Linked DNA regions of Homo sapiens: region 1 is linked to region 2. The links are chromatin contacts, found by Hi-C or POLR2A ChIA-PET in ENCODE. All regions are on one chromosome and are shown on one strand. The core of a region is the stretch at or near the end of the contact, and the rest is flanking DNA. Distances in the headings are between cores, read along the strand shown.

Evidence for each region. A loop is a pair of places that touch in the nucleus more often than their neighbours do. ChIA-PET counts read pairs that join two places held with the same protein, here RNA polymerase II (POLR2A). Pooled maps may share reads with other maps.
Region 1: a loop to region 2 is called in a pooled map, with 2.0 times the contacts of the local background. The contact joins two enhancer-like sites. A Hi-C loop is called at or near these places in 1 of 50 pooled maps. POLR2A ChIA-PET finds 5 or more read pairs at or near these places in 4 of 52 experiments (AG04449, CD8-positive, alpha-beta memory T cell, OCI-LY7 and 1 more).

What each region holds. Positions count from the first base shown.
Region 1 is chr5:173,092,834-173,095,533 of GRCh38, reverse strand. All of the region lies in intron 4 of CREBRF (CREB3 regulatory factor), which reads right to left. Among named protein-coding and RNA genes, the nearest start is that of CREBRF, 38 kb to the right of the region's middle. Within about 2 kb of position 1,292, at least 3 of the 41 ENCODE cell types and tissues checked have a DNase peak (open chromatin) inside an H3K27ac peak, as active enhancers do.
Region 2 is chr5:173,009,323-173,012,324 of GRCh38, reverse strand. The region is part of intron 2 of ATP6V0E1 (ATPase H+ transporting V0 subunit e1); the gene reads right to left. Among named protein-coding and RNA genes, the nearest start is that of SNORA74B, 9.9 kb to the left of the region's middle. RefSeq lists an enhancer at 2,075-2,154 and a silencer at 2,005-2,299. Within about 2 kb of position 1,589, at least 14 of the 41 ENCODE cell types and tissues checked have a DNase peak (open chromatin) inside an H3K27ac peak, as active enhancers do.

The DNA of each region.
Region 1 (2,700 bases), core at 43-2,542, 84 kb before region 2:
ATATTATCTGATTTCAAAATATATTACAAAGCTTTAGTAATTATAGGCCAGGCACGGTGGCTCATGCCTGTAATCCCAGCACTTTGGGAGGCCGAGGCTGGCAGATCACGAGGTCAGGAGATCGAGACCATCCTGGCTAAGACAGTGAAACCCCGTCTCTACTAAAAATACAAAAAAATTAGCTGGGCGTGGTGGCGGGCGCCTGTAGTCCCAGCTACTTGGGAGGCTGAGGGAGGAGAATGGCGTGAACCTGGGAGGCGGAGCTTGCAGTGAGCCAAGATCGGGCCACTGCACTCCAGCCTGAGCAACAGAACGAGACTCCATCTCAAAAAAAAAAAAAAAAAAAAAAAGCTATAGTAATTATAACAATATGGTACTGGCATAAAAACAGACATATATACCAATGAAACAGAGAGCCCAGAAATAAATTCCCACATTATGTCCAATTAATTAATTCTTGGCAAAGGTGCCAGAAACAACAATAAGTAAAGGATAGTCTCTTCAATAAATGGTTATGGGAAAACTGGATATTCAAAGGCAAAATAATGACACTGGAGACCCTTATCTCATACCATATTGAAAAATCAACTCGAAATGGATTAAAGACTTAAACATAAGAACTAAATAATAAAAATACTAGGAGAAAACATGAAAAAGGATTCTTGACATTGGTCTGGGCAATGATTTTTTAAATGTATAATTCTAAAAGCACTAGCAACAAAAGCAAAAATAAAACAAATGAGATTGCATCAAACCAAAAAGCTCCCACAGAGCAAAATAAACAATTAACAGAGTGAAGGGACTACCTATGAAATGAAAGAAAAATATCTGCAAACCATACATCTGATAAGGAGTTAATATCCAAAATATACAAGGAACCCAAACAATGTAATAGCAAGAAAACAATCCAATTAAAAAATGGGCAAAGGACCTGAATAAACATTTTTAAAAAGACATCCAAATGGCCAACAAGTATATGAAAACATGCTCAATACCACTAATCATCAGAGAAATACAAACGAAAGCCACAATGAGATATCACCTCATACCTGTCGGCATGGCTATTACCAAAAAGATAAATGAAAGCAAGTGTTATTGAGGATGTGGAAAAAAGAGAACTCTTGTAAACTATTAGTGGGAATGTAAATTGGTACAGTCATTATGGAAAACAGCATGGAAGTTCCTCAAAAAATTAAAAATAGAACGATCATATGATCCAGCAATCCCACTTCTGGGGATACAGCCAAAATAAATAAAGCCAGTATCTTGAAGAGATATCTGCATTCCTATGTTCATTGCAACAGTATTCACATAATCCAAGATAAGGAATCAACAAAGGGGCCAACAATGAACATATACATAAAGAAAATGTGAGAGTTATACGCACATGCCCACACACACAGGAATATTATTCAGCCTTAAAAAGAAAGGAAATCCTGTCTTTGTAATAACATGGATGAACCTGGAAGACATCATGCTAAGTTAAATAAGCCAGGCACAGAAAGACAAATACAGCATGATCTCATTTACATGCGAAATCTTAGAAAAAAAGTCAAACTCAGGATCAGAGAGTAAAAAGTAGAATGGAGGTTGCCAGGGGCTGGTGGGTGGGGGAAATGGGAAGATGTTGGCCAAAAGGTACAAAGTTTCAGTTATGCAGGATGAATAAGCTCTGGAGATCTAACATACAGCATTGTGACTACAGATAACAATACTGGGCTGGGTGTGGTGGCTCACGCCTGTAATTCCAGCACTTTGGAAGGCTGAGGCGGGCAGGTGGCTTGAGTTCACAAGTTCAAGACATGCCTGGGCAACATGGCAAAACCCCATCTCAACAAAAGATACAAAAATTAGCTGGGCATGATGGTGCACGCCTGTGGTCCTAGCTACTTGGAAGGCTGTGGTGGGAGGGTGGCTTGAGCCAGGGAAGCAGAGGTTGCAGTGAGCCAAGATTGTGCCACCGCACTCCAGCCTAGGCAATTGAGCCATATCTTGTTTCAAAACAACAACAACAACTGTATTGTGTAGGCCAAATTTGTTAAGAGAGTAGATCTTAAATGTTCTTACCACCCTACTATGTGAAGTGATGGGTATGTTAATTAGCCTGATTTTAGTAATCATTTCACAATGTATACATATGTAAAAACATGTTGTACACTTTAAACGTATACAATTTTTATTTGCCAAACATACCTCAATAAAGCTGGGGGGAAAAAGTCAAAGAAAAGCAAAACTACAATCAAAAGTCAGGTAGATAATATAGTCCTTGCTGCCTTGGTGATGGTAGGATTTACTGACTCCTTCTGATCTATATATTCCTTTAAGCACCAGCTGCTAAAGGCATTTCCTTCCCCACATTTGCCATTTCCCTTAATTACCCATCCTCTCTTTGTTTCACCCTTCCCCTCCCTGCTCCTAAATACGAGACTCAAAGCAACAGGACCAATCTGTCAAGACTTTAAGGACCACTTATGAAGAGCACTATGATCTTCCAAGTGCAGGGAGTTATATAAATTACCCCTACCTACAAAGTCAAGTCTCCTTGAAATATCTCAAAGCAGATTTTATTCACTTGCCAAGAGAAAAATTTTCCTGTATTGTAAAAAGACATTATTCTACCTAGACTATATAGAGTTGTACAGTAAACCAATGAAGAAGGCACAATCCCTTTTCTTCCATATTCAAGTACCTTTTACTTAC
Region 2 (3,002 bases), core at 340-2,839:
AAAAAAACAAGAAACCACAGTTCAAGAAAACTCCAGAGGCCAAGGCGGGCGGATCACCTGAGGTCAGGAGTCCAAGACCAGCCTGGCCAATATGGGGAAACACTATCTCTACTAAAAATATAAAAATCAGCCAGGCACAGTAGCACATGGATGTAGTAGCAGCTACTCGGGAGGCTGAGGCAGGAGAATCACTTGAACCTGGGAGGCAGAGGTTGCAGTGAGCTGAGATCGGGCCACTGCACTCCAGCCTGGGTGACACAGCAAGACTCAAAAAAAAAAAAAAAAATTTACCTAGGAAACAGTCTAGTCTGGTTTATTTGAAATTTCAGAGGAATTTACCCCCCTAACCCGCTGAGCTTTGTGCCTGCCCCTCTGACTACCTCCTGACTTAAAATTTCCCTTTAAAGCTGACAAACACGCAGAGAACTGGAAGGGAAAAAAAATCCACTCTGAATTGATGGAAGTGGGTGGAGGAAGAGATCATATTCCAATGAATCTATTACTTCATGTGTACAAGAAAAGGAACTAAATGTACCTTTCATGTTTGCCCGAACTGTACCGCATGTCTTCATAACCTGAGGGCCAGCCTTAATAACCAATCTGAGATTATTCAAACAATTGAGGCAGCTATGGTGCAATAATGTCTTCAGAGAACTGCAGAGCCGGAATGGATCTGAGATCAAGTCTAAGTTCTGCATTTTAAAGATGAGGAAATTAAGTCCTAGTGAACTTACTAATACCCCACAGCAAATTAGTGAAGGGGGAAGCTGGAAGCGGGGAATCCAGGACTCCTGAGTCCCATTATACTAGGCTGTTTCTATAGGCTATTAAGGATGAAACAGGCCAGGTGCAGTGGCTCATGTCTGTAATTCCAACACTTTGGGAGGCTGAGGCAGGTGGATTGCTTGAGCCTATGAGTTCAAGACCAGCCTGAGCAACATGGCGAGACCCCGTCTCTATAAAAAAAAATTTTTTTTCAATTAGCCAGGCTTGATGGCACATGCCTATAGTCCCAGCTACTCAGGAAGCTGAGGTGGGAGGATCACTGGCCGGAGGTCAAGGCTGCCGTGAGCTATGATCATGCCACTGCACTCTAGCCTGGGCAACAGAGCAAGACCCTGTTTCAAAAAAAAAAAAAAAAAAAAAAAAGATAAATCAGGCAGCCTAGGGATTCATTTATTCCACAATCATTTAGCAGTGCCATGTTCCATGTCAACCTCTGAGGATGCGAAAAGGAGATGGCTGAGGGGCCAACCCAAAGGGACTCATGAGCTGTGAGAAATAAGCCAAGGAGAGTAGTAGAATATGTTTTTGTAGAGATATGCATGGGTGCCTTCATACTATAAACCCTCCCTGGCCACTTCTTAGGAGCTCAGCTCTTGGTTACTAGAACTCTCCCAGCATAAACTATGCCCTCACCACTATACTCAGCTCTCTCAAGCCCTGCTTTGTTCTTCTGTTCCACATTCAGATATAAGAACAGGGAACAAAGGCACAGGTTACTTCCCGGTGACACGCAGATGGAGCAGTCTCAGCTTCCCTACTGGAATGGGGAAGTCTGGCCAGGACCTCTCTTCTGATCCACTGTCCCTCCAGCCAGGGCCATGACAGCAGTGACCTCTGTCGGTGAGCTCCTTAAGAGACAGCAGAAATGCAGGAAAGTGATTTGCCCTAGCGCCACTAAAACGACCTCTCATCTCAACTGAATGATAAAAATACTTTCAAGAGGAGCAACATTATTAGATGCTCCTAGAAAACATGGGATTCGGTATTAGACAGAGTCGGATTTTAATTCCAGCAACACTAAATATCGGTGAACTGAATCCAGGCAAATGTCCTTACAACCCCAAGCCCACTGTCTCCTGTTGTAAAATGGTGATAATAATCCTTGCCTTATAGTATTACAATTTAAAGAGATAATATAAGTAAAGTGCTCTATGCAGTGGCTGACAAATAGATGTTCAATAAACACTGGTTATTTCTTCTCTTTCTCTGTAAGACAGCTAAAAATGTATTCAAGCCACAGAATGAAATACAACCTATTTACTTCACAAAGGAGTTTCTCATGTAGCACTGAGTCATTCTCATCTCCACCTCCTCTCCCGCGACCACCCACTCTATGGCAGGCAGATTTCAATTCTCCCGAGGTTCCCACCACTCAGTATACACACTCTGTATAAAACTCAGTGAATCTGACAGAATAGTCACTCCATGGTTAGATTATATTATCTGATACAGCTGGCTTTAACAAAGTGGCTATCCAGGACAGGCACGGTGGCTCGCGCCTGTAATTCCAGCACTTTGGGAGGCCAAGGCAGGCAGATCACGAGGTCAGGAGTTTGAGACCAGCGTGACCAACATGGTGAAACCCCGTCTCTACTAAAAATACAAAAATTGGCCAGGCGTGGTGGCACGTGCCTGTAATCCCAGCTACTCAGGAGGCTGAGGCAGGAGAATCGCCTGAACCCGGGAGGCAGAGGTTGCAGTGAGCTCAGATTGTGCCACTGCACTCCAGCCTGGGCAACAGAGCAAGACTCCATCTAAAAAAAAAAAAAAAAAGAGGCCAGGCGCAGTGGCTCACGCCTGTAATCCCAGCACTTTGGGAGGCCAAGGTGGGTGGATCACCAGAGGTCAGGAGTTGGGAGACCAGCTTGGCCAACATGGAAAAACTCTGTCTCTACTAAAAATAAAAATTAGCCGGGCGTGGTGGTGCACGCCTGTAATCCCAGCTACTCCGGAGGCTGAGGCACGAGAATCACTTGAACATGGGAGGCAGAGGTTGCAGTGAGCCAAGATTGCACCACTGCACTCCAGCCACCTGGATGATAGAACGAGACTCTGTCTCAAAAAAAAAAAAAAAAAAAAAAAGGGAAGTGGCTATCCTGAGTGAATGTGACCTGTTCAGGGGAATTTTTGTTTTTATCTTTGAGATGAGAATCTTGCTATGTTGCCCAGGGTGGTCTTGAACTCCTGGCCTTTAGCAATCCTCCCATCTCAGTCTC